2 separate regions of the Homo sapiens genome follow, and region 2 is linked to region 1. Evidence: chromatin contacts called from ENCODE Hi-C data. All regions are on one chromosome and are shown on one strand. The core of a region is the stretch at or near the end of the contact, and the rest is flanking DNA. Distances in the headings are between cores, read along the strand shown. Region 1 has its middle 64 kb from the start of LINC01937. Region 2 has its middle 50 kb from the start of LINC01940.

Region 1 (7,309 bases), core at 1,551-4,050:
GGAAATAGTGAGTCTACTTTAATGGAAAATAGCGAATCTTTTGCAGGACTCAAAAAAGGAAGTTTGCTAAGAGCAAGGAAATGTGAAGGAGTTGGAGCGACAGCGTTAGAACATTTAATTTGGCTTTATGTTGTAATTATGACTTGCGGGAAGTGGCCTGGCGTGTATGAATGCTGTTGCTGGAAAGAGCACTTGAGCATCAGCGAAAATTCTGAAAGCTGTGTTTACAACGGACGCACACACAACAGAAAGCAAACCGTGGAGACGAGGGTTTTGGAAACGTGCCCTCCTCGGCATTCATTATAACCAATAATTAATTAAGAGATTTTTTAAAGTCCCTTCCTTGGCATCACGTTCCTCAGTGAGAATGCGGATGAGAAGTCAGAGGTGTTTGGGACATAAGTGCAAGTAGTTACGGGCAGGGTTTTTCAGTTTTGGTTTTTAAAGAGAATGAAAACGAAGTGGGGAGACAGCGGCACAGTGTGCGGTGCCCTGCCGGCCAGGCCACGCTTTCTCCACCCTGACTCCCACGTTCGCTCAACAGTATGAGAACTTCACGGTAACATGGAAGGGATCCCCGCACTCCCTCTAATGCTATTTCTGTTCGATGCGTTCTTTGGCTGCGAATTTGAGAACTGCCTTTTTGGCAAAGCCAGTGAGTTTTGTGTTTTCAGATCAACCGAAAGGACGTTGACTTTCAGGTTCCCGATCCTTCTGAATCCAATCCCAAATTTAAAACAGCATCCGATCCTGGCTACAGCCTGAGCTGGGCCCCAGGTCAGCCAAGCTTCCCAGGTGGAAAGGAAGGAATCCAGGTTGCCCAAGATGCTGTGGCCTGGGTGACAGTTACCAGCCTCCAGAGAGGCCTCAGCCTTCGGGGTGCCTTGCTCAGAGCAGGCACATACCTCTCACCGCAAGAGCCATCTGACCATGGTTACTCGACCCCTCCCCCAGAGTGAGTTCACTGTCCACCAGAGGGGACAGCTCCCACTGCCAGGCTTCGGTGAAACCACGTGGACTGTGGAAGCAACCCAGTGTCCACTGATGAATGAATGGAGAAACGAAAGGTGATTTATCCGTAGGGTGGGACAGCACCCGGCCTTGGAAAGGAAGGGAACATGGACGGCACCTAAGGATGTTCTGCTGAGTGAAACAACCAGCCACAAAAAGACGAACCTTGCACGATTCCACTCACATGAGGAAGCTAAGGGGTCAAAATCATAGAGACGGAAAGTAGGATTGCGGGTGCCAGGGCTGGGGGAGGAAACAGGGAGTTCGTGTTTCATGGGGGACAGAGTCTCATTTGGGAAGATGGAAAGTTCTGGAGCTGAATAGTGGTGACGGTTGCACAGCAGCGCAGATGTGCTTAATGCCACTGAAGTGTGCACTTAAAATGATAAAAATGGCAAATTTTATGTTATGTATGTTTCACCACAATAAAAAAGGGAATAGCATTTTTCTTGTCAAATGGGGCTGGTGGTAGCTGCTCTGTAGCCTCATAAAGAAGTTCCTAAGTTTTTTTTTTATTTCCTTTTTTTAAATTTGGGTTTAAAACTGCTGTTTCCTTTTTCACTGTGGTAAAATATACATAACATAAAATTTACCATTTGAACCATAAGTTAGCCCAGGCCCTGCTTCTGGCCCCTGCTCTTCCTGAGTCCTGGTTGGTGCCCCCTTCATCCGTCCATACTTGCCACAAGCCCCTCTTGTCCGGTCCTGGGCACAGAGGTCCTGGTGGAAGAGACAGTCCCTGCCCAAGAACAGGGAAGGACATAGATGGGAGAAGGGACCCACTGCCCAGGGGACCAGCACCAGAGCTCAGCTCTCGGGCTCCCTGCGTGGCCCTGGCCTCTCGACCTCGCTGGACTCAGTCTCCTGACGTCTCCAGTGAAGAGCTGGAGTGGTGAGTCCCAGAGCCACTTCCGGCATGGGACAGAGGCCTGTACCTCAACACCAGCGATTTGCTGTGTGATCTTAGGCAAGTCAATATGTGTCTCTGGGACATACAGTGAGTTGTCTAAGATCACACAAACCCCCCACCACTTTAAAAAAAAAAATGGAGGGGATTTGATCAAGATCATGTCAGGATCCTTTCCAGTTTGGACATCCTGTGATTTTGGAATCTTCACCCACAGTTCTGAGCTTTTAAAAAATCCACATTTGTGTTATTTCCTTGTGATAGGGGAGAATAGCCCTGATGTCAGATCTCACTTGCTTATAGTGCTGTGTGCGTGCACATGTGAATAAAGGAATGTTCAGAAACGCTTTTCCTAACAGAGAACCTGTTCCCCGGGGCCAAGCGCAGAGTCCGTGTAACTTGCCTTTGAAGTGTGTCACCTGCTGCGTGACCACAAGAGGGCGGTGCATGCAATGGATTTTGTCAGCACGCGGGGGCCAGAGCTCACAACTTTAATTTGAGAGTTTTTCTTCCCTGGAGTCTCTTGCAGGGTCTTTCTCTGGGAGGCTCAATGCCTCCCGCATCTTCTTCAACAGGCTGAACACACATGTGGAAGCAGCTGAAGAACTGAGACTACTTAAAAGCAGAATATTTTGTAATCACCAAATAGAATCCATTTCGTAATAAAACTGGCTACAAAATATTTTAGGGTTCAGTATGATACATCACAAAGTAATTTAGGCAAGGAAGCACACCAGGCTTAAAAATCAAACGTGGCACCCTGCAGGTTTGCAGCCATGCCTCCAGCAGGCGGGTCGGGTTGGCGAGTTTCTAAACTTTGAGGAGGGAAGGCTGGGTGGCCAGGCTCCATCCAGAGCCTCTTGGCTCACTGTGCCGCCAGCAGTGTAATTGCATCCTGGTGTGACCCACAGGCTGTATCTACAACACTGCGCTGGTGAAGCAATGCTGTTACTAGATTTGAAAACAGGCAAAATGGCTCTGAAAGGAGAGAAAAATGGAAAAGCTCCTTTCCCCAACATTCCACTCCTCTGTCTTCATGGCCTCTGCGTTGGTCCAGCCAGAGGGATTATTTGAGTCCTGTGTCCCAGCCCACCTTTCCCTGGCTTAATGGTGCAGCCACACCTCTGGTTGAGAATACACGCCTGTGTAACTCATTGATTCTGATCTCCTTCATGCTCAGCACCTGCTTCCTTTAGCATCCCCAATGCAAGCGCTTCGAAGCCCATGCTGACAGCCTGGTCATATATCCTTTGGCCCCTCTGCATAAGTAGGAGAGGGGAGAGCTCCTCCTAAAAGTGCTGTGCCCTTAGTAACTGACTATTATTGAATTAGAATGGTGGAGTGAGGAGTTCCTCTCTGCCAGGCACTGTCCTAGGATTTGCATTTGTGAAGAATCACTTGCTTTCCAATTGACTTTGTAACTTTATTTGTGATTGGTTTTCAATGGCAGCCAACATTTCTTCTTTAACTTCCTCTATCTCTCGCTTTTTCTTCCTATGGTCATCTAAACACCTTGAAAAGATGAAGACATCATATATGAAAGTTAAGGCACCATGGGTCATGCATCTTTTAACTATAATTTTGTCCTGGGATCTGCTACCGACTGGTGCTATCAGTAGTCGATAGCACAGTGCTAGAGCAGAGAAGAAAGACTCCACACAGCTGGGATTAGAGACAAATTTGTTACATTCACACTTCAACCCAAGTTTGTCAGACACGTGTCTAAACGACCCATGAATTATTTATTAAGCAAACATTTATTAAAAGCCTACATTGTGCAAAACGAAGTCACTGAGCCTTAAGGATGTGATATGAATTAATTCAACAGGTTCCTTGGCCTCAAAACTATCACCGTGAGAAACAAGACACATATACAGATGTGTGTGAAGAGAGCAGTGACACTTCTTCAGCTGGTGACAAATGCCTTCAGCGCCCTTTGTTACTCCCAGTTAAGTTCATTTGCTCATCCGTTCATGTAATCTACGCGCATGCAGTTTCCACTGAATGTCAGGTGCCATGTCAGGCATGGGGGTGTTGAGATGAGGAAGGCTGACCTAGTGCAGATGGACTGAGTGTAAGGTGCCATGTCAGGCATGGGGGTGTTGAGATGAGGAAGGCCGACCTAGTGCAGTTGGACTGAGTGTCAGGTGCCATGTCAGGCATGGGGGCGTTGAGATGAGGAAGGCCGACCTAGTGCAGATGGACTGAGTGTCAGGTGCCATGTCAGGCATGGGGGCGTTGAGATGAGGAAGGCCGACCTAGTGCAGATGGACTGAGTGTCAGGTGCCATGTCTGGCATGGAGGCGTTGAGATAAGGAAGGCTGACCTAGTGTAGATGGACTGAATGTCAGGTGCCATGTCAGGCATGGGGGCATTGAGATGAGGAAGGCCAACCTAGCGCAGATGGAGAGAACCACAGCACAAAGACTTTGTCACAGACCAAATTTACCCTCCATAGGAAACAAAAACACACAAAAAGCAGACCAAATATGAAAAACAACGGTCTTCCGAACACTGGAAGGAGGCAGTGAAGGACAGTGATCCCTGTGGGATGGGAAGGAAACCATTGAGCCCTATGGTAGCCCAATGCACTGCCTTGAGTTTTCAGGCCACAGAACAAGAAGGAGGCATCTCCTCCACTCAGGCAGAGCCCAGCAGACTCTCTGAGTTGGGAAGATAGAGATTTCGGGGAGACCAGTGCAACTACCCTTGGCAGGGCAGAGTCCCAGAGAGGAGAGAATCCAGAGATCTGCAGAGGCTCACCTTCAGGATTGGCGGGTGTGTGTGAGGAAACTGCCCAAGACCGAGCAAAGAATCACCTTAAAGATGAAAGGAAATAATGCCTGGCACTCACATCGGTCTGCAAATAGCACCTGTGCCCACATGACAAACTGGAAATCTCAGAGGACATCGGGTGGCGTATCAGTACTTGCCTGAGTATTGGAGAATAAGTACCCTTAGTGTAAACGAGGTTCCGGTTCCACCTAACAAACTTCAAAAGTAAGATCCAAGAGGATCAAGAAACTCAGTCGCATCCCAGAACAAACCTCAAGAATATGTGCAGATATACAAAAACACCCAGCACCCAACGAGATGAAATTCTCAATATCTGGCATCCAATCAAAGATTACCAGGCAGATAAAGAAACAGAAAAATATGTCCTATAATAAGGAGAAAAATCAATCAAAACAGACCCAGAACTGATGCAGATGTTAGAATTAGCAGACAAAGAAATAAAAGTTACCATAACTGTATTCCATATGTTTTAAAAGTGGAGTAAAGATGTGGAAGATATAAAAAGGACAAATTAAAGTTTTAAAGATGAAAACTATAATGGCTGAAATGAAAAACACACTGGATGGATTCATGGCAGGTTACACGTTACAGAATAAAATATTAGTGAACTTGAAGACACGGTAATAGAAGCTCTCCGAAATGAAACATAGAGGGGAAAAAAGTCATTTTTTCTTTTTGAGAAGAAGTTGGGCCAAGTTTCTTCTTTTTAAGTTTTGTTTTTTTTGTTTTTGTTTTTGTTTTTGAGGCGGAGTCTCACTATAGCCCAGGCTGGAGTGCAGTGGTGCGACCTCCGCTTACTGCAAACTCTGTCTCCTGGGTTCACGCCATTCTCCTGCCTCAGCCTCCCGAGTAGCTGGGACTACAGGCACCTGCCACCACTCCCAGCTATTTTTTTTTTTTTTTTGTATTTTTAGTAGAGACGGGGTTTCACCGTGTTAGCCAGGATGGTCTCGATCTCCTGACCTCGCAATCCGCCCGCCTCGGCCTCCCAAAGTGCTGGGATTACAGGCGGGAGCCACCGCACCCGGCCCTTTTTAACTTTTATTTTCGGTTCAAGGTGCGTGTGCAGTTTGTTACGTAGGTAAACTGTGTGTCACAGGGGTTTGGTGTACAGATTATTTCATCACCCAGGTAATGAGCATAGTACCCAATAGGTAATTTCATGATCCTCTCTCTCCTCTCACCCTCCACCCTCAAGCAGGCCCTGTTGTCTCTTGTTCTCCTCTTTGTGTTCATGTGTCCTCGTTGTTTCACTGCCACTTATAAGTGAGAGCATGGTATTTGGTTTTCTGTTCCTGCGTGAATTTGCTTAGGATCATGGCCTCCAGCTCCATCAATGTTGCTGCAAAGGACATGATTTCATGCTTTTTTATGGCTGCATAGTATTCTATGGTGTATGTTTTCTTTATCCAGTCTACCATTGTGGGGTATTTAGGTTGATCCACCTCTTTGCTATTGTGAATAGTGCTGCAACAAACATACGCATGCATGTGCCTTTATGGTGTTTTTTTAAGTGAAAATTGTATCAGTGAGATATGGTACAACTTCAAGTGGCCTAATATATGTGTAATTGAAGTCCCTGAAGGAGAGGAGAGAAAGTGGGATAGAAAATATATTTGAAGCAGTAATGGTCAAAAAATTTTCCAAATTTGATGAAAACTATAAACTGATAGACCCAATAAGCTCAATGAGCCTTAATCTTGAGGAAACTACGTGAAGAAAACCACACCAAAGGCAGGTCATAATCAAACGGCTCAAAGCCAGTGATGGACAGGACAATCTTAAAAGTGACCAGAGAAAAGTGGCATTTTGCATGCAGGGGACGGATGATAAGATGAGAGCAGATTTCTCATCAGAAACAATACGGGCAAGAAGATGGTGGAGTAACACATTTAAATTACAAAAACGAAAATGCCATGAGCCTAAAACTCTACGCCTGTCTCCATTACCTTCCGAAACTAAAGGTCAAACAGAGTCTTTTTTCAGAGGAACTCAAGCTGAAAGCATTTTTCACCAGCAGACACACTACAAGAAATGTTCAAGAAAGTCCCATCAGAAGAAAAATGACACCAAACGGAAATTCGGATCTACACAGAGGAATGAAGAGTACCGGAAACAGTAACTATGTGAGTAAATATATTGATAGTTTTCTTATTATACAGAATCTCTTTAAAATAAAATTGACCATTTAACAAAAATAATAACAGAGCATGAGGTTCCTAACATATGTATAAGTAAAATGAATGGCAACCTTAGCATCAAGGCTGGGAGTGAAGATGTGAAAGTATACTATTGTAAGGTTTTTATACTATACCTAAAGTCGTGTATTACTTCAAGACAGACCGTCATAACTTAGAGGTGCATATAGACCCTAAGGCGATCACTGAAATAACAAAAGAAAGAATTATAGGGCTGGGCGTGGTGGCTCACACCTGTAATCACAGTACTTTGGGAGGCCGAGGTGGGTGGATCATGAGGTCAAGAGATTGAGACCATCCTGGCTAACACGGTGAAACCCCGTCTCTACTAAAAATACAAAAAATTAGCCGGGCGTGGTGGCGGGTGCCTGTAGTCCCAGCTACTCTGGAGGCTGAG
Region 2 (6,253 bases), core at 2,982-5,481, 190 kb before region 1:
TCATAAAAGCAGATATCCAAATGGCCAATAGATGAATGAAAATGTGCTCCACCTCATCAATGATCAGAGGAATGCAAATCAAACCATAGTGAGATACCATCACACACCCACCAGACCGATAAATAAAAAAACCATGACAATGCAGAATGTTGCTGAGGGTGTGGCCCAATAGGAACTCACATACCACTGTAGGAGTATGAACTGTTTCAACCCCTTTGGAAAACAGTGGCATTTTCCAGTACATTTGAGGATATGCATTCCTATGAATGGAATTTCACTCTCCATATGCCCTAGGGAGACTTGTGCCCATGGGTACTAGGGCAACGTTTCATAATCGTCACAGCAGCACTCTTTGCAATCATCCCGAGTGTCCTTCAATGTACCATGGATAGATTGTGGTATATTTATTCAATGGGATGCTAGTCAAAATCGAAACTTAAATAACTATCCCCACATGCAACAATATAGGGTGAACTGACGTGTATGACAAGCTGAAGACTCAAGATCCAAGAACTATCTATGGTGCAATTCCACTAACATGAAGTTCAAAAAAGTTCAAAACTAGGTTAGCCTGTATATGTTTGGGGATAAATACAATCAATGCAAGGGTGCATTTGAGAGAAGAAAAGCAAGGAGTGATCATTATAAAAATTGAACAGTGGCCACCCTTAGGGGTGGGTAGGTAAGAGGAGGTTCTAACTAGGAAACTCTTCCAGAGGCTGATGTGCTATTAAAAAATAGCTAAAAAGCTACATAGGAATTGGCTTTACAGTGAATCATATGTTGTTTTGTTTAAACTAGAAATAATCGTTTTTTAACAAAAGCAGTGTATTTCCATTTTAGAAAATCAGAACACAAAAATGATAGCAACATTATATTCACATCACCTAAAAATTACCACTGTTAATAGTTTATATCCTCCCAGATCTTTTTCTAAATATATATAATATGTAAGTGAATTTTCTACCAAAGTGACATCGTACTGTATATAATGTTTTTACCCATTAAAGTGTACAATTCTGTGATTTAGAGTATATTCACAATGCTGTATAACCATTACCAGTATCTAATTCCAGAACAACTTTATCACAAAATCTTATACCTCCCATTCATCTCCCCTTCCCCCCAGGCCCTGGCAACCACTAATCTAATTTTTGTCTCCATGAATTTTCCCATTCTGGATATTTTATACAAATGGAATCATATAATATGTGGCCTTTTATGTCTGGCTTATTTCATTTAGTATGTTTCCAAGGTTCATGCATATTGAAGCATATATTAGCACTTCATCCTTTTATGATTGAATAATATTCCATTGCATGGATATATCACAATTTGTTTGTCTCTTCATCAACTGATGGACATTTGGGTTCTTTAGCTATTATGAATAAGGTTGCTATGAATATATACGTACAAAGTTTTTGCATGTACATATATTTTCGTTTCTCATAGATATGTATCTGAGTAGAATGGATCATATGGTGATATATGTTTAACTTTTTGAAGAACTTCAAAACTGCTTTCTAAAGTGCCTGCACCATTTTGCATTCCCACCAGCAATGTAAAAAGGTTCCACTTGTTTTATATCCCTGTCAACACTTGCTATTGTCCATCTTTTTGACATGGCCATCTTAGTAGATGAGGTTTCCCAATGGCTTATGGGAACATCTTTTTATGTGTGTACTGGCCATTTGTGTATCTTCTTTGGAGAAATATCTATTCAAATCCTTTGCCCATTTTAAAATTGGATTATTTTTCATTCTATTGTTGAGTTATAAGTATTCCTTATGTATTCTAGATACTAGTCCTTTATCAAATTTATGACTTGCTAATATTTTCTCCCATTATGTGGCTTGCCTTTTTACTTTCTTGATAATGTGCTTTAATTTATCTAAGTTCTTAATTTTGATGAAGCCCAATTTGTCTATTTTTTTTGGTTGCTTATACTTTTGGTGTCATTTCCCAGAAACCATTGCCCAACTCAAACTCATGAAGATTTACACTTATTTTCTCTAAATATTTTATAGTTTTAGCTCTTACATTTAGGTTACTCTTTTTAGTTAATTTTTGTATACGGTATGAGATAGGGGTAAAACTTCATTTTTCATATGTGGCTATCCAATTGTCTCAGCACTATTCATTGAAACAACTATTCCTTTCCCATTGAATTATCTTGGCACTTTTTCTGTATCTCTTATGTCTTTTTTGCTTCTCTATTTTTGACTTTTTGGTGTTGAGAAGATATTTTCTAGTGTACTATTTTAATTCCCTTGTCATTTCTTTTACTATATATTTTTGAGATATTTTGTTAGTGGTGGCCCCGGAAATTACAATTACATCCTAATGTAATGTCTAGGTCAGATGACTATAAACTTAATTTTAATAGTATATAAAAACTTCACCCTTATGTACTACCATTACTTTCTCCTTCCTTTCTGCTATTATTGTTATACAAATTACATATTTATGCAGTGAAAAACCATCAACACAAGTTGTTTTTTAAAATCAGATAGAGAAAAATGAGTTTCAAACAATGATACTTGTATACCATCTTTTATATTTACCTATATACTTACCTTTACAGGTGCTCTGTATTTTTCCACATGGACTCAAGTTACTGTGTATTTCTTGTCATTTTAGCCTGAAATATTCCTTCAGTGTTTCCTTTTTTGATTAAATTTTTTTAATTTTAAATTTTTGTGGGTACATAGTAGGTGCATGCTTCTTGTAGTACAGGACTGCTAGTGACAAACTCTCTCAGGTTTTTCTTTTAATCTGGAAATGTCTCAATTTCTCTTTCTCTTTGAGTGATAGTTTTGTTAAATATTAAATTCGTGATTGACAGTCTTGACAGCATGTCAGGTATGTTTTCCTACTGCCTTCTGGCATCTATAGCTTCTGGTGAGAAATTCGCGGTTAATCTTACTGAGGATATATGTATGTGATGAGTTGATTCTTCATGCTTTCAAGATGCCTCTTGGTCTTTGGCTTTGGGCAATTGATTATGAGGTGTCTAGGTATGGATCTCTTTCCATTTATTCTACTTGGAATTTATTAAGCTTCTTAGATGTGTAGACTAAGATTTTTCATCACGCGTGGAAGTTTTGGTCATTGTTTTTTAAATGTTATTTCTGCCTCCTTTTCTTTCTCCTCCCTTTCAGGGAGTCCCACTATGTATTTGCTTGTAGGCCCACAGATCTCTGAGGCTTTGTTTATTTTTCCTCATTCTTTTTATTTTTGTTTCCTCAGATTGAAAAAACTCCGTGGACCTATTTTCAAGCTTGTTTATTCTTTATACTGCCAGCTCAAATGTGCCATTGACTGCCTCTAGTGAAGTTTTTATTTCAGTTACTATACTTTTCCACTCTAGAATTTCTATGTGTTTTTTAAAGAAAAACCGATTTCTATCTCCTTATTAATCTCTATTTCATGAGACACAGTTCTCATTTTTTCCTTCAGTTCTTTAGACATAGTTTCCTTATTTCTTTAAAGATATTTAAAGTAGCTGACTTAAATTCCTTATCTAGTAAGTCCAACACCCGTGCTTTTGCTCTAATTCCCCTGACAGACCATACTTGCATGTTTCTTTGCTTGCCTCCTAATTTTTTGTTGAAAACTGAACATGTAAAATAGTATAATATGCCAGCTCTGGAAATCAGATTCTCCTTCTCCTCAGGGTTTGTTGTTGTTGCTGCTATTTGCTTGTTTAGTGGCTTCCCGAGCTATTTCTGTGTTCTTTGTCCTGTGTGGCCACTGAGGTTTGTACTCGGGATAGCTGGCCTATCATGACTGGATAATTTCCTTGACTACCTAGAACCAGTAAGTTTCACAGCCTTTGCTGAGGGGCCCTGCCTCTGTGAGGGGGCAATGCTTCAACTCTCAGGCAAGCAGGTTCCAACTGGGCACAATCCTTTACTTCCTGCTTTCACAGCACCTGGAGTTGAGCCCGTGCGATGCCTCAGGCCCCATCAGGTCTTTCCTGGGCATGCATGTGGCCTTCTGGAGTCCCACAAATGTGTTGGAGTTTCTCAAAGCCTCCTTCTGGATATTTCTTTCCCAAGCTTTTCCTTTTAGGTTTTTTCCATCATCTTGTTTACCTCTATTGTTTCATCACCTCAAGCTGCTATCATAATAAACAATTGCCAGAGAGCTGGAATGAATAGGATGAGTAATGGCAGTTCTCTGGGAATGGGGCTTTGGAGGAGCTCCAGCTGAATTCCGCCCCCTAGCTTGTCTGCCAGGCTGCTGGTTTTCACTGTGACTGCAGGCCCATTGACTTCTGGGGTTACTGCAGAGCTGGAGAGAGGGGTTGGGCTAGGGCAAGTTATGGTGCCACAAATCTCACTGTTCTTATGGCGATTCAGCCGCTTTTCCTGAATAAATGCTCCCTGAATTGTTGCAAGCCTTTGGTTAATTTCCAGAGTCCTGGAAAAGTTTATTTTGACTTTTTTTTTTTTTTTGGCCAGTGTTTGCACTGCTTATATAAAAATGATTTTCAAAGGCACTTCCTCTGCATTTCCACTGACATTACCCAGCAATGATTCTTCATTTTATATATGGTTTATGTACTCATCTGTATTTATAAAAAAGAATAAAAAAGCAAAATCAGCACTGTGTCCTTTGTACCCAGCCGCAATAATCAACTGTGACTTTCTGTCTTTGGAACGTTTGCAGTCATTCTCGTAATGGGTCTGAGTCATCACAGGGAAGCTGATCCAAATTTCATTATTTAATATACATGTAAATAACTAATCCAGACAGAAGAAAAGATTTATGTATTAGGTTGGTCCAAAAGTTATGGCGGTTTTTGCCATGAAAGAAATGGCAACAACTGTAATTACTTGTGCAACAACCCAATACATAGATGCCCATTACAACATTGGCCATATGATGAAAAATTAGAATTAACTTCAAAATCCAAACAGGGTAAAGGGTAGGTAAATACTCTGCATTTTCTCGCTGGAATGGTTGCACCCATTGTCTGAGATAATTATGAAGACCAAACAGTAATAAGGAGAATTTTTTTAGGATGTGTTTGTTGAAAAAAGCAAAATGCAAACTTCTATTTGCACCATGGTTATGCCTCTGGAACAATTATATATATGCATGTACGATAGCCAGAAAGGAAGAGAGAAAAGTGAACACAATTTGTTAGGGTGGAGAGAACTGTGGGTTTTTAAATTAGATTTTCCCCCACCTTATTGTTATGCTATGAGCGCACTAAATTGAAAGTTAAAAAAAAATAGGTCAACATGTCTAAAAGAAAGAAATACTTCCCTGTATCCCCTATGTGCTGGACTTGGCACTGGTCAGAGGCATCCTGTGGCAGAGGCTGTAATAGCCCAGGGGTTTCCTCTGTGGTATGACCTGGGGACAGAGCTCTGCCTTGTCAGCAGGATGGACTCCAGGGACCGGGATGGGGATGGAATGCAGCTTTTTGCCGAGCTGCCTGGAGACAGGGAGGAGGAGGATGAGGAGGAGGAGGAGGAGAAAGGCTCTCTACCCTTCCCCTCCTCCTAGAGAAGATGTTTTTCCAATAAATAATTGTGAAGTCTCGAATGAAATATAAGCCTCATGAATTATCTTGGCATTTTTGGGATCCAGGAATCTTTCAGTGTCTGGACAGGGTCACAAAGGCTCTTGATGGATGCCCCATCTCCCCCCCGGGGGGGTACCACCTTCCTGATGATAATGACTGGGCCACCCCTTCCACTGCTCCTCCCTGCCACTCCCTCCCCCTGGACCTGGGGCTTTTAGCTTCACTCCATCATCCTGCGGCTCTTATCCTGCTTTTTTTTTTTTTTTTAAAAAAAATATTTTCTTTCTCTTAAGCATCTGAAGAAGGGAAGGGAAAATTAAGTGGAATGTGCTTTGGAAATAATTCATCAGAGCAGCTTTCCCAAAGTGGGTTTTTTGTAGGATGACCAACTGTCCTGGTTTGCCTGGGACTGAGGGGTTTCCAGGGGTGTGGAACTTCCACTGCTAAAACCAGGAAAGTCCCATGAAATTCCTGGGATGAGCTGGTCACTTCAGCCCCATGAGTCTCTATTTGGTAGGATGCTAACAGGCAATACATGAAAATGGTTGGCAACAACTAGATGAAATAAAGTCAGATACATTTGCTGCAGGCCTTGTCAGAGCCTCTGTATGCTAATCTGTTATATGCTCATACATATTCAAAGCAGGGTGTCCTAGGTGTATCGGAGCTTAAGTTCTCTATTTTTCTAAAATTAATTAATCTAAGAAATGTGAA

Evidence for each region. A loop is a pair of places that touch in the nucleus more often than their neighbours do. Pooled maps may share reads with other maps.
Region 2: a map of posterior cingulate gyrus shows a loop between it and region 1 (4-fold over the local background). The contact joins two enhancer-like sites. A Hi-C loop is called at or near these places in 8 of 168 maps with a recorded cell type or tissue (HCT116, IMR-90, MCF 10A and 5 more) and 7 of 50 pooled maps.

What each region holds. Positions count from the first base shown.
Region 1 is chr2:238,780,227-238,787,535 of GRCh38, reverse strand. No RefSeq gene overlaps it. Among named protein-coding and RNA genes, the nearest start is that of LINC01937, 64 kb to the right of the region's middle. RefSeq lists an enhancer at 3,545-4,048. Within about 2 kb of position 2,800, at least 5 of the 41 ENCODE cell types and tissues checked have a DNase peak (open chromatin) inside an H3K27ac peak, as active enhancers do.
Region 2 is chr2:238,972,674-238,978,926 of GRCh38, reverse strand. No RefSeq gene overlaps it. Among named protein-coding and RNA genes, the nearest start is that of LINC01940, 50 kb to the right of the region's middle. Within about 2 kb of position 4,231, at least 5 of the 41 ENCODE cell types and tissues checked have a DNase peak (open chromatin) inside an H3K27ac peak, as active enhancers do.